2 separate regions of the Homo sapiens genome follow, and region 2 is linked to region 1. Evidence: chromatin contacts called from ENCODE Hi-C or POLR2A ChIA-PET data. All regions are on one chromosome and are shown on one strand. The core of a region is the stretch at or near the end of the contact, and the rest is flanking DNA. Distances in the headings are between cores, read along the strand shown.

The links. A loop is a pair of places that touch in the nucleus more often than their neighbours do. ChIA-PET counts read pairs that join two places held with the same protein, here RNA polymerase II (POLR2A). Pooled maps may share reads with other maps.
Region 2: a loop to region 1 is called in a map of HCT116, with 3 times the contacts of the local background. The contact joins two enhancer-like sites. A Hi-C loop is called at or near these places in 1 of 168 maps with a recorded cell type or tissue (HCT116) and 1 of 50 pooled maps. POLR2A ChIA-PET finds 5 or more read pairs at or near these places in 3 of 52 experiments (A673, OCI-LY7 and PC-9).

Annotation. Positions count from the first base shown.
Region 1 is chr20:56,604,070-56,610,881 of GRCh38, reverse strand. No RefSeq gene overlaps it. Among named protein-coding and RNA genes, the nearest start is that of TFAP2C, 22 kb to the left of the region's middle. RefSeq lists an enhancer at 3,408-4,607. Within about 2 kb of position 4,186, at least 5 of the 41 ENCODE cell types and tissues checked have a DNase peak (open chromatin) inside an H3K27ac peak, as active enhancers do; they include HCT116 and PC-9, where a contact is called at or near this core.
Region 2 is chr20:56,785,926-56,792,737 of GRCh38, reverse strand. It overlaps the pseudogene RNU6-929P. Among named protein-coding and RNA genes, the nearest start is that of TFAP2C, 160 kb to the right of the region's middle. RefSeq lists enhancers at 2,859-3,617, 3,618-4,377. Within about 2 kb of position 4,302, at least 10 of the 41 ENCODE cell types and tissues checked have a DNase peak (open chromatin) inside an H3K27ac peak, as active enhancers do; they include HCT116 and PC-9, where a contact is called at or near this core.

The DNA of each region.
Region 1 (6,812 bases), core at 2,937-5,436:
AGCCGGGCGTGGTGGCTCATACCTGTAATCCCAGCACTTTGGGAGGCTGAGGTGGGTGGATCACTTGAGGCCAAGAGTTCAAGACCAGCCTGGCCAACATGGTGAAACCCCATCTCTACTAAAAAAAAAATAACAAAAATTAGCGGGACAGGGTGACACCCGCCTGCAATTCCAACTACTTGGGAGGCTGAGGCAGGAGAATCGCTTGAACCCAAGAGGCGGAGGTTGCAGTGAGCCGAAATCGAGCCACTGCACTTCAGCCTGGGTGACAGAGCAAGACTCTGTCTCAAAAAAAAAAAAAAAAAAAAAATGAAAATGATAGTCTCAACCTCTTGGGATATGGGGGAGAGATAAGTGAAAAGTAATGTCTGCAGAGCGCTTGGGGGGCTTGGAAAGCCAAACCCTTCATCCTAACAAAGGCCTCATTCAGGCTGTGCCCAGGGTCTGCATGTGTCTGTGGCATGAGCACCCGGGAAGGCCTAAGTGGTCCCCTCTCGGGCCAGGTGTTGAATCACATGCATCACCTTTCAGACTGGCCACCCAGGTCTGCCCAGGTCCCTCCATGCTGGGATTCCCCACCTCTGCCCCAGTTGTCAGTCTGGTACTACTCGTGCATTCATTCCACAGATTCCCAGGCCCTGTGCTGGGGAGCTGACACTCAACCAAAGAGGCCAAAATCTGGCTAGCGTGATGGCTCACGCCTGTAATCCCAACAATTTGGGAGGCTGAGGAGGGAGGATCGCTTGAGCCCAGGAGTTCCAGAGCAGCCTGGGCAACATAAGAAGACTCAGTCTTTACAAATAATAGAAACATTAGCTAGGCATGGTGGCACGCGCCTGTGCTCCCAGCTACCCAGGAGGCCGAGGTGGGAGAATTACTTGAGCCTGAGAGGTCAAGGCTGTGGTGAGCCATGATTGTGCAGCTGCACCCCAGCCTGGGCGACAGCGAGACCCTGTCTCAAAGAAAAAAAAAAAAAAGAGGCCAAAAATCCCCATCTTCAGGGGGCTTCCCATCAGCAGTGGGAGATAAACCTTCGCACTTGGTGGACAGTTCCATAACCAGCCCAGCATTTACAGAGGTGATACAGGAGGGTGCTATGGGAGGCTACGGGTGGTCTGGTCCAGTCCAGGGGTGAGAGAGCTTCGCAGCAATCCTGAGGGTCTTGAAGGATGGAGAAGATTCTTAGAGGAAGCAGGGGGAGGGGAAGGGATAGCAAGGCCCTGGGGCACCCAGAGCTCAGCCAGAATTGGAGCACTAAGGGTGGGGTCAGGAGCTGGTTCTTTCAGTCCACAAACATCCATCCTCTTATCTACCTTGCTCAACAAAGCATTTGGACCACAGCGAGTGTTTAGTAAATACAATGCTTTACTTAAGCTGCATGGGCGGTGGATAAGACTTTCTTGTTCCTGTAACAGATACACTCTGAGCACCTCCCAGATGCCAGGCCTGGCTTGGGGACCCCGGGGAACAAAAGCAACAAAGCCCCTGATCTCACAAAGCTTACCATGATTGGGGAGGATAAACCACCACAAACAAATACTTAGGACACTGTCAGGCAGCACTCGGAAGGAAAGAGAAGAGGCATGGTGTCTTACAGGTCACAGCAAGTCCTCTCTGTGAAGGTGACTCCCCACTGCACACTTCAGAACCCCAGAGGCAGATGTTTAGAGATGTCCCCTTTAGGGCCAGGCAGGCGGCTCAAGCGAGATTCTCACACCAGGTGCTAAACCACTTGCTTTAAGATTAAACTATTCCCCTGCTTGATTGCAATATATTTTAATATAGCCTGTGGCCCAAGCAAAAGCCACCCCACAGGCTGTTTAGGACCTAAGGGCTGTGAGCATTTGGGAAGTTCAATGCTACAGAATGTAATGGATCCATCCCCCATAGTATCTATAGGACTTACAGAATCATACAGGTACATGCTATAGGGTAAATGCAAGAAGGGAGGGTGTAGTGTCCAAGAGTTTTTAGCTAATGCTACATTTAGGTTCTCAAATGCTCCCATCAATTGAATTAGACCCCTGCCGACAGCGAAGAAGAGAGCCTGTGTCCTGGTAAGTTCACCTGCAATGGATGTTCCACTTGGTACACTATAACAAGTAGGAACTCCCTAGCTTCTCCACAGAAATAACCAGGATTAAGAAGTCTGTAGCCATTGAGTCCTTTTTCTATATACTGTATTTAAGTACATATTTCTGCACACAGCTTTTTTAAAGAAGATCTTACTGCTCTTTTACATGAATTTGCCAAGCAACATTCTTGGCCCTTCTTCGACGGTATCTCCAGCTATGTCTCATTTTCTGTTTGTTTGTCATTTTAGTATCTGTGCGCCCTGATGGTAGAAATGGTATGGTGATGACAACTCTTCTGGTATTTACTGTATTTACTTGTATTCCTTCTTCAGTGAACTACCTGTTTAAGCTCTTTGCTCATGTTACCATTGCACTATCTTTTTAGTGTTCTTTCTCTTTTTCTTCTTCTTCTTCTTCTTATTATTTTAAAATGGAGTCTCACTCTGTTGCCCAGGCTAGAGTGCAGTGATGCAATCTCTGCTCGCTGCAACCTCTGTCTCCAGGGTCTGGTCCAAGTGATTCTCCCGCTTCAGCCTCCGAGCAGCTGAGATTACAGGTGTGGACCACCAAGTCCGGCTAATTTTTGTATTTTTCTTTCTCTTTTTTTTTTTTTTTTTTTTTGAGACAGAGTCTTGCTCTGTCACCCAGGCTGGAGTGCAGTGGCACAATCTCAGCTCACTGCAACCTCCGCGTCCCAGGTTCAAGCAATTCTCCTGCCTCAGCCTCCTGAGTAGCTGTGATTACAGACATGCACCACCACACCTGGCTAATTTTTGTATTTTTAGTAGAGACGAGGTTTCACCATTTTGGCCAGGCTGGTCTTGAACTCCCAACCTCAGGTGATCTGTCTGCCTTGGCCTCCCAAAGTGCTGAGATTACAGGCATGAGCTACCACACCCGGCTTAATTTTTGGATTTTTCATAGAGATGGGGTTTTGCCATGTTGGCCAGGCTGGTCTCGAACTCCTGGCCTCAAGCGATTTGCCCACCTCGGCCTCCCAAAGTGCTGGGATTACAGGCATGAGCCACTGCTCACAGCCTTTTTATTATTCTGTTTAAATGGTGCTCTACATATTTAAAGAAACTTCTCTAGTAACCAACTATAGAAATTATCCCTGAAAGTGTAGTTTCTTTTTTTTTTTCTTTTTTGAGACGGGGTCATGCTCTGTCACCCAGGTTCAATCACTCAATCGGGGCTCACTGCAGCCTCCATTTCCTGGGCTCAAGCGATCCTCCCACCTCAGCCCGGTGAGTAGCTGGGACCACAGGAGCATGCGAGCACACCCAGCTAATTTTTGTATTTTTTGTAGTGACGGGGGTCTCACCGTGCTGCCCAGGCTGGTCTCAAACTCCTGGCCTTAAGTGATCCTCCTGCCTAGGCCTCCCAAGGTGTTGGTATTATGGGCATGAGCCACCACCGCACCTGGCCCAGTCTTCTTTTTATTAGTCTTGTATCAAGCATTCTCATAGAATTTGTTTTTTTGGTTTGGGTCTTGAGCCCGTGTGGAACTGTGGAATGTGCGTGTATATGTGTTTGGGGTTTGAGGAGGAAGCCTCATGTTACTGTTTGCAAATGAATAGACTTCCAGTTGATTGGCCTAATAGCATTTACTTAAAAATCCCTCCCATTTAAAGTGCTGTCTTCATCATTTCCCTGATTCCTGCATATTCTTGGATCCTTGCTGGACTCTGCCATGCTGTGGGTGAAACCATCTATTGGACACAGATACCAGATGGAGCGCAAAGGCCTTCGCCTTGTTTCTCTGCCTCCTCTCACTGACTCCACCCTCCACAAGAACTTTACAATCTCTTGGATTTCTTCAACTCTACACAATTCCCTCCTCCGCCAAAAAAATGTTTTTCCTTTAATTTTGAGCAGAATTACTCTTAATTTGTAGATGCCTTTTGAGAGATCTGAGATCTTTATATGAATGAGGCTGGTCCCTTTTAGGTATAGCTGGAACAACAACAAAAAAAGCCAGCTCTTTGGTGCAGAGCCCGGGGGCTAAAAAAAATAAAATTCCAGACAGGTGACCGAAGGATGGCCACAAGGGCATAGAGTCCTCAAATGACTCACCTGCGGCTCTGGCCAAAGGCTTCTTCCGGATTCTTCTGCTCAGGGCAAGGGTGTGGCAGCACCAGGCTCCCAGCCCTGAGGTGAGGTTGGAGCAGCACCCAGGATAGGGTGCAATTTATTTTCAGTGAAAGAATTGTAGCCTCATTCCACATAGGAACTCTTCCCATGGGTAGGAATCAGATGTATTAAAAAACAATCGCTAATCAGGTATTGATCACTTTTAGGCACTCTCATTGTTTGAAAAGTCATAGTAGCTTTCATTCAACAAGTATTTCTCCTACTCCTTCTGTGTCCTAAGGGTGGGTATATGGCAGTCTGTGTGTGATGATTACTTCCTGGCCTGGGAGAAAAGCAATGAGCAAATAAGTAGTAAGATGCATGGCCCAGCATCTGGAAACAGGGCCACAGGGCAAAGTAAAGCCAGAGGGGGAGGACACCTTAGGCGCTGGAACCATTTCTTTTTCTTTTCTTTTCTTTTTTTTTTTGAGACTGAGTCTTGCTTGCTCTGTCAACCAGGCTAGAGTGCAGTGGTGCGATCTCGGCTCACTGCAACCTCCACCTCCCAGGTTCAAAAGATTCTCATGCCTCAGTCTCCCTAGTAGCTGAGATTACAGGCAGGTGCTACTATTCCCAGCTAATATTTGTACTTTTAGTAGAGACGGAGTTTCACCATGTTGGCCAGCTGTTCTCCAACTCCTGACCTTAGGTGATCCGCCCACCTCAGCCTCCTGAAGTGCAGGGATTACGGGTGTGAGCCACCGCACCTGGCTCTGCTGGTGCAATTTCAATAGGCTTGTTGGGGAGGCCTCGCACAACTCATATGTTAATAATCACAACCTGGGATTACTCTATTTCTTTATCATTTATTAGCTTCTTGTCTGTATCTTGCACTAGAATAGGAGCCTGTCAACGGCAGTGACCTCAACTGTCCCCATAGGCCTGGTTGATGTTTAACACATGGCAGGCTCTCACTGCTGGTGGGAAGACTCAGTGAAGCTGCTATCAACCAGCAAGATCCAGGCCTCAAGAAAAAGTAGATTAATTCAGAGAGGACCAGCCACTGCCTTCCACACAGTGGAGATAGCCAACCTTAAACTTTAATGATCCATTGGTTTTGGTCCAGCGGTAGTTCAGTTCCACTGGATCTGGGGCCCTGGGCCTGGGATTTTGCATTTCTAGCAAGCTCCAGGGTGGTTTGGTGGCCCTGCCTGGGGATCACACTTTGAGCACAGCCCTTGAAGACATTCATTTAAGTGCTTTACAATGTTTGGCAAGTTTCCAAAGCTTTCCAGCTCTTCCTCTGGTCTCATTTAAAAGCACAGAATTGAAAAGGGGACCTGTTGTTAGATGGTAAGAAATTATTATTCATTTATTATTATTATTTTTTGAGATGAAGTCTCACTCACTCTGTTGCCCGGGCTGGAGTGCAGTGGCATGATCTCTGCTCACTGCAACCTCCCCCTCTCAGGTTTGAGCAATTTTCCTGTCTCAGCCTCCCCAAGTGCTATGATTACAGATGGGAGTCACAGAATTAATAAGTGCCTGGCTTATTTATTTATTTTGAGATAGGGTCTCACTCTGTCACTCAGGCTGGAGTGCAGTGGCACAATCATGGCTCACTGCAGCCTCAACCTCCTGGGCTCAAGCAATCCTCCCACCTCAGCCTCCCAAGTAACTGAGACCACAGCCTTCCACCACCACGCCGCGCTAATTTGTGTGTGTGTGTGTGTGTGTGTGTGTGTGTGTGGAGATGGGGGTCTCACTCTGTTGTCCAGGCTGGTCTCAAATTCCTTGCCTCAAGCCATTCCCCTGTCTTGGCCTCCCAAAGTGCTAAGATTACAGGCACAAGCCACTGCACCCAGCCCAGAAATTTTTATTAACGTGTACTGGGAGTGACGATCACACTGGGCGTTAGAAAAACAAACAAGCAAGAACGCCTTTATCTGCTTAGATGGACACTGATATATTTCTGGGTAAAATGATATGAGGTCGGGGTGTGTTTTACAATACTGAGAAAGGAGGGACGGGTGGAGGAGAGGGATGGGTGAACCCAAGCGGCAGAAAATGTGGCAGTTGGGACCCCCATGGGTAGGCCAGGCACAGTGGCTTACGTCTGTAATCCAAGCGCTTTGAGAGGCTGAGGCAGGAGGATTGATTGAGCCCAAGAGTTCCAGACCAGCCTAGGCTGTTCTCTACAAGACCCCGTCTTTACAGGAAATTTAAAAATTAACCAGCCATGGTGGCATGTGCCTGTGGTCCCAGCTACACGAGAGGCTGAGGCAGGAGGATTGCTCAAACCCAGGAGGTTGAGGCTGTAGCAAGCAGAGTTTGTGCCACTGCACTCCAGCCTGGGTGACAAAGCGAGACCCTGTCTCAATTTATAAAAAAGAAAAAGGGCCAGGCATGGTGGCTTACACCTGTAATCTCAGCACTTTGGGAGGCCCAGGCAGGTGGATCACTTGAGGTCAGGGGTTCAACACCAGCCTGGCAAACATGGTGAAACCCCGTCTCCACTAAAAATACAAAAATTAGCCGGGCATGAGGCACGTCTGTAATCCCAGCTAATCCAGAGGTTGAGGCAGGAGAATAACTTGAACCCAGGAGGCGGAGGTTGCAGTGAGCAGAGATCGTGCCACTGCACTCCAACCTGGACAATAGAGG
Region 2 (6,812 bases), core at 3,053-5,552, 180 kb before region 1:
ACTCTGGACTGACCCTCCTGCCTCCCCTTCGCAAGGACCCTTGCGATTCCGTGGGCCCACCTTAATAATCCAGGATAATCTCCTCATCTCAAAATCCTTAACTTGACCATATCGGCAAAGTCCCTTTGTAAGGTAAGATTCACAGGTTCTAGGAATGAGATCATAGACATCTTTGGTGGGGGTGGGGGAGGCATTATTCAGCCTAGAAGAGTCCATTTCTGTTGCTTGCAACTAAAGAATTCTGATTGATATGTCAAAAGTCACAAACCCAACCCCAAACTCTAAAGATACTGCATTTTGGCTGAAAGCAGTGGCTCACAACTGTAATCCCAGCACTTTGGGAGGCTGAGATGGGCAGATTGCTTGAGCTCAGGAGTTTGAGACCAGCCTGGGCAACATGGTGAAACCGTCTCTACAAAAAATACAAAAATTAGCTGAGCTTGGTGGTTCATACCTGTGGTCCCAGCTACTCAAGAGGCTGAGGTGAGAGAATCACTTGAGCCCAGGTGACAAAGGCTGCTGTGAACCATGATCATGCCACTGCACTCCTGCCTGGGCAACAAAGTGAGACCCTTTCTCAAAAACAAAAAAAAAAATTATTTTTTATTTGAATTAGAAAGTCTTAGGAGTGGTTTGAACCCCACAGTTCACTGAAGCCCTGAGACTTATTTTTGCCTACCTACCTAGTTGTTTAAGTTACCTGCCTAGCACCTGAGAGCACATTGGTTGCCATCCTATAACAGGTGTGCAGCTACGGGTTCCAAAAATTAGCCCGATGTCACTACCCGAATGCTTTAGGACGTGGCAGATGGATGTAGTGGGATCAGTGCCCCTCCTGGCAGCTCCAGCCAGACCCTCAGCTGAGCTTTGTAGGGGCAGCTGTGTCTTAATGGGAGGATGAAGGAACAGGAACAGGTGGAAGGAAGGAAGGAAGGAAAGAAGGGAGGGAGGGAGGAAGGGTAGATGAATGGATGGGTGGACAGATGGATAGAGGAGGATGGATGGATAAGGGAATCGATGGATGGATAGACAGATGGATAGAAAGAAAAGATTATCCAGTATTTACCAGAATGAGGCCTCAGAAGTAACAAAGCTATGGAAGAAAAAGCAAATACGATGTGTTTATGTTATACGCAGGAGTAAAAGGAGGTGGCAACTTTGCTGGTTTGGTCTGTGATTGAAACAAAAATTCTCTTGAAAACAAACCTCCAGTCAGTTTTGCTTCTGCAAAGCGAACAGGCTTATAACCTCATTACAAAGATAGTCCATGTCACCCACTCTCAGCCTCCCGGGCCATTCAGAAGATTTGGTCCAATGAACAAAGAACCTAGATAGGAAAGCGGCAGCAGGAAGAGGACAGAACCAAACCCTCTCAAAAAGCTATAAAAAAAAGCTCCAAGTTCAGGGAGGAAAAGTAATCATCCTGTAATTTGCTGTTCACTAATGGAATCTATTAATTTATAGCCACAAAAGAATCAGCTAATTTGTGGTTAATGGTGTTTAAAAGATAAACAACATAGATTAAATCTATGGAGCCCAACCCAGGTTCACCAGAATCTGTCTGCACAGAAAGCTCTGGATGGGGGAGAGATGAGCCCAGCCCCAGGCTGCGGTGGACAGTGGCGCTCAGAGGTCTGCTGGGAGCAAAAAGAGATTTGGGTGAAACAGGTAAGCCCGTCCTCCAAGGTACCACATGTAGTCCCAGAGGAGGCTTATTTACTCCATAGGTTTCCTGTAAAATTGCAAATCCTCTCCTCCCTGACACAACACCATCCCTGCTCTCTCCTGCAGGGACCACCCCACCCCACTGCAGCAGTCTCCCTAACCTGCCACATTCCTTCCCACCTCTGGCCCTTGCACTTCCTGCACATGTAGCTGGACGGCCTTTTTTTTTTTTCTTTCTTTCCTGGGAAAAATAATCCAGATTATGGAGAGTTAACTTACTGAATGTCCCCTTGGAGAAGAGGCATTTCACATAACCACATCTCAGAGATTCCTGAACATCTCCCGTGAGACTGCTCCTATCCCATTCTCAGCCCCATTTTACTGGTCAGAAAACTGAGGGCTAGAAAGGTGAAGCAGCTGGCCCAAAGCTTCACTGTACATGTGGGGTGGGTCTGAGATTTGAATCCATGTCTTTCTGCTTCCAGAATCTGAGGGCTAGACCAGCATTTCCCAAAACTTACTTTTTTTTTTTTTTTTTTTTGAGATGGAGTCTTGCTCTGTCACCAAGGCTGGAGTGCAGGGTCGGGACCGCTGTTCACTGCAACCTCCGCCTCCTGGGTTCAAGTGATTCTCCTGCCTCAACCTCCCGAGTAGCTGAGATTACAGGCATGCGCCACCATGCCTGGCTAATGTTTGTATTTTTAGTAGAGATGGGGTTTCACCATGTTGGCCAGGCTGGTCTCGAACTCCTGACCTTAAGCAATCCGCCCGTCTTGACCTCCCAAAGTGCTGAGATTACAGCCGTGAGCAACTGCGCCCAGCCTTACTCATTCTCATAACAACATTTTTGCCATGTCTGCTACCACCTATATGTATGATATTTGTTTAAATGGACTCCCTGCCACTTTTATTTTTTGTTAATTTTAGTTTCATCCTGAACAATGTTATCCAGGTCTGATAAGTTAATAACATAGTTGCTTCTAACATAAACTTGGAATAAATACCTGACTACTAAGATAAACATGTGCCTGTGTCCTGCCTTATAATCTTATAAACCTCAGTGGTTCAAGAACTACACACATTTTAACCACACATCCCAAAAAGTCATAATCACACGGTGTGTGTCCCGCTCACCATAGCCTGCATGCACTATCAAGTTCTAGCCTCTGTCAACCTTCTCCTGATATAAGCCACCCTTGAAAATGCACTGGGCCAGGCGTGGCGGCTCACGCCTGTAATCCCAACACTTTGGGAGGCCAAGGCGGGCAAATCACGAGGTCAGGAGTTCGAGACCAGCCTGGCCAACATGGTGAAACCCCATCTCTACTAAAAATACAAAAAATTAGCTGGATGTGGTGGCAGACACCTGTAATCCCAGCTACTGGGGAGGCTGATGCAGGAGAATCACTTGAACCCAGAAGGCAAAGTTTGCAGTGAGCTGAGATCAGGCCACTGCATTCCAGCCCAGGTAACAGTGAAAGACTCTGTCTCAAAAAAAAAAAAAAGAAAGAAAGAAGAAAGAAGAAAGAAAAGAAAGAAAGGAAGGAAGGAAAGAAAGGAAGGAAAGAAAGAAAATGTATCAAAAGCCCTCCTTTTTCCTGAAGGCCTCTTGACTCCTCCAGCCCAAAAGCGCCCCTCCCTTTGTTGACAGCTAGAAAATTCATGCCATGAGCAAGCCACAAAAAGACAGGATAAAAAACAGGATGTGGCTTTTGTTTCTTCAAGTAGACTGGAAGATCTTGGAGGATTATAAAAAAAAATGAAAACAAAACAATTCCTATACCTTGAAGTCTAAGCTCTGGGAAACAGAGATGGACGCACACAGCAGGTGCTCAATAAAGCCTGGGGGAAATGATGGATGTGGACACAGTACAGAGAGGGGGCCAGGCAGCACTTTCATGGCTAGGTTGGGGCCGGCCTGAATCATCCTTCCTCCTTTGCTAACAAGGGTCAAAACTTCACCTGGGGATGCTCCCTCCCTTCCCACAGCCCAGGGCTCCAGGATGGGCCTGGGACACAGCCTGCCCAGTCCATGCAGAAAATCCCCCTAGCTATTCCCATTGGTTCAGAAAGCGGGTCTGTTACCCAAACCTGGCTGAGGGAGTCAGGCCCAGCATTTTTGTTCAAATGGATGAGGATGGAGCAGCTCTTTCTTGCCAGCTTGAACCTGGGAGCCGTGGGCCTGGAAACACTGTCACCTTCCTGCTCCCACAGGGAGCCTGGGAGTTAGAACCCTTGTGGAAGAGGCAGAGACATAAGAGAGGGCAGGGCTTGGCAATGTGATTTGAGATCCTGGATCAAGACATTCCTGAAACAAGTTCTACCCTTGGATTTTTTTAGACAAACTTTTTTTTCTTGGCGTAAGCCTTTTTGAGTTGGGTTTTCTGTTACTTAGGCCCAAAAACACCCTGGAGGAACCCCTGACTAGGAGCCAGGGAAGCAGACTCAATTGTATCTGGGGTCTAAATGACCCTGGGTGAGTCATTTCATCTCACATGACCCTGCCCCAAAGAGGCCTTCCCTGACCATTCTTTCAACAGCAGCTTCCATCCCTCCCTACCGCTCACTTCCTTGTCCAGCCCCATCATTGCACAATATCACATTCCATATTCATGACCTTGTTTGCTAGTACTCTGCCTCCCTCACTGCGGTGTCCTCAGAACTCAGAATAAGGCTGGCATGCAGACACCTTCTGTAAATATTTGTTGCAGGATCTTGCCTCGGTTTCTGCAGCTGTAAAATGGGAGAGCAGTGCTGCGTTGTCCTCAGTAGCCTGCCATCAGGGCTGCATTCACTTCCTCCTTTCATTGCTGCCACCCAGGCCTCCGGGAACGTGGCACAAGGTCTCACCCAAAGGCGCTGGAGTGCCTCCCAGAAAACTACCTTTCCCACAGAGTAGAAAGTTTTATGATTTTCCTCCATTTCTTCCTCTGCCTACACAATCTCATTGACTAGAAAGTCCCTCTTGATGTCTAACCCAATATTTCATGCTGCAACCAAAGTCTATTTATGTGCATCTTTTCTGAGTTCTGGAGTTCAGCAGCTGGAGTGCTGACTTCCAGACATTCCCAGCCAAGTAAGAACACAAAAGAACCAGTTTAAAGTGAGAAGAAATCCAGTGAGAAAATAAAAATTCCTTTACCTAGGAGATGCCCTCATTTCCTTCCCATGACCAGCTTCTGACTCGTCAGAAAGCTCTTTACTTGTCTCCACACCTATGAACACAGCTCTTCCAGAGATGTGGGTACAGAAGATGAGAGTAAAATAAATAAACTATCTGTTTAATCATTCTTATTGCCAAAACAACGGCTGAGCCAAAATACCGAGGCTCTGATTCATCCCAACTGACGTCCGTTCTAGGGAGGAGGCAGGAGGCAGGGAAGTAAGAATTTTTAAACCCGTTTTCCAGATGAATTCAGAGGAGGCTGGGACGTTCCACAGCGCCAACCCCACAGTAAGCAACAGAAGCGAACCACTTTCTCTTTGTGGTCGAGGATCTGTCTTCTCTTCATTTAAATAGGGCAGAATTCAGTGGCTCGCACCTGTAATCCCAGCACTTTGGGAGGCTGAGGCAGGTAGATCACTTGAGGTCAGGAGTTCGAGACCAGCCTGGCCAACATGGTGAAACCCTGTCTCTACTAAAAATACACAAAATTAGCCGGGTGTGGTAGTGGCGCCTGTAATCCCAGCTACGCAGGAGCCTGAGGCAGGAGAATCACTTGAACCAGAAGGTGCAAGTTGCAGTGAGCCGAGATTGCGCCACCGCGCTCCAGCCTGGGCGACAGAGCAAGATTCCATCTAAAAAATAAATAAATAAAAATAAAAATAGGCCGTCGTTGTGGCTCACGCCTGTAATCCCAGCACTTTGGGAGGCTGAGGCAGGTGGATCACCTGAGGTCAAGAGTTCAAGACCAGCCTGGCCAATATGGTGAAACCCCGTCTCTACAAAAAATACAAAAATTAGCCAGGCTCAGTGGCAGACACCTGTAGTCCCGGCTACTCAAGAGGCTGAGGCAGGAGAATCGCTTGAACGTGGGAGGTGGAGGTCACAGTGAGCTGACATTGCGCCACCACACTCCAGCTTGGGTGACAGAGGGAGACTCCATCTCAAAAATAATAATAACAATAAAAATAAAAATAAAAATAAATGGGGCAGAATTCAAAGGAAGATACACAGTACCTAGGATGCAGATTTCATCATTCATTCACTCACTCATTCATTCATTCAAGAAAATGAAAAGCCTCGACTGAGCACCTTCCCTGTGCCCCAAGCTGGCTGTCTTCCCAAGTCACCTTGCACCTTCCCCACCCCTCTGGGGGAGGAAAGTCAGGAATCATCCACCCATTGGCTGAGTCGGGAGGCTGAATGACGTAATTGTTGAAAACATTGTTCCTAGTCTGTTCTTTGTCTTTTAATTTTATTTGTGGTGTTTCTTGACGTCCAGGGATTGTTAATGTTCATATAGTCAAATCTTTATGTCTTTCCTTTGAGGACTCTGGCCTGAGATACCTAGAAAGGGCTCCATGGGGAGTAACATTTAGAGCCATATTTAAGGCCATACGTCATGAGCAGTCAGGGGGTCCAAGGAGGCGATCCTGGCTCATTCGTTCATTTTACAAATGAAGAAACTGAGGCTCCATGGTGAGTAGGCAGCCCTGCCAGAGTCCAGGATTCTACCCAGGGCTCTTTCTGCACATAATGAGTTGCTCAGAGACCCTTATAAAAGTTAAGAAAAGACAGAGGGCTCTCCACCTCCCAGGCTGCATTGCCGAGTGACTGACACAGCTTCTGTGAAGCCAGAGGCCATCTCATTCGCCCTATAAATTCCGTGTCATCTGCTTTGCTCTGAATATTCGTTCAACTGTCCCGCTGTGGCTATGGGCCCTCAAACCCATTCCCCTGAAGGCCCTTCTAGGCTTATGAAGGCAGACACCACCAGGGAAAACATGAAGAGTCAACATAAGCATCCAAAATTCCAGGGACTGTGCTCGCTCCGGCAGCACATACACTAAAATTGGAACGATACAGAGAAGATTAGCGTGTCCCCTGCACAAGGATGACATGCAAATTTGTGAAACGTTCCATAATTTTTTTAATAATAAAAATAAATTCCTGGAACAGTGAACTCATGGAAGCAGAAGGTAGA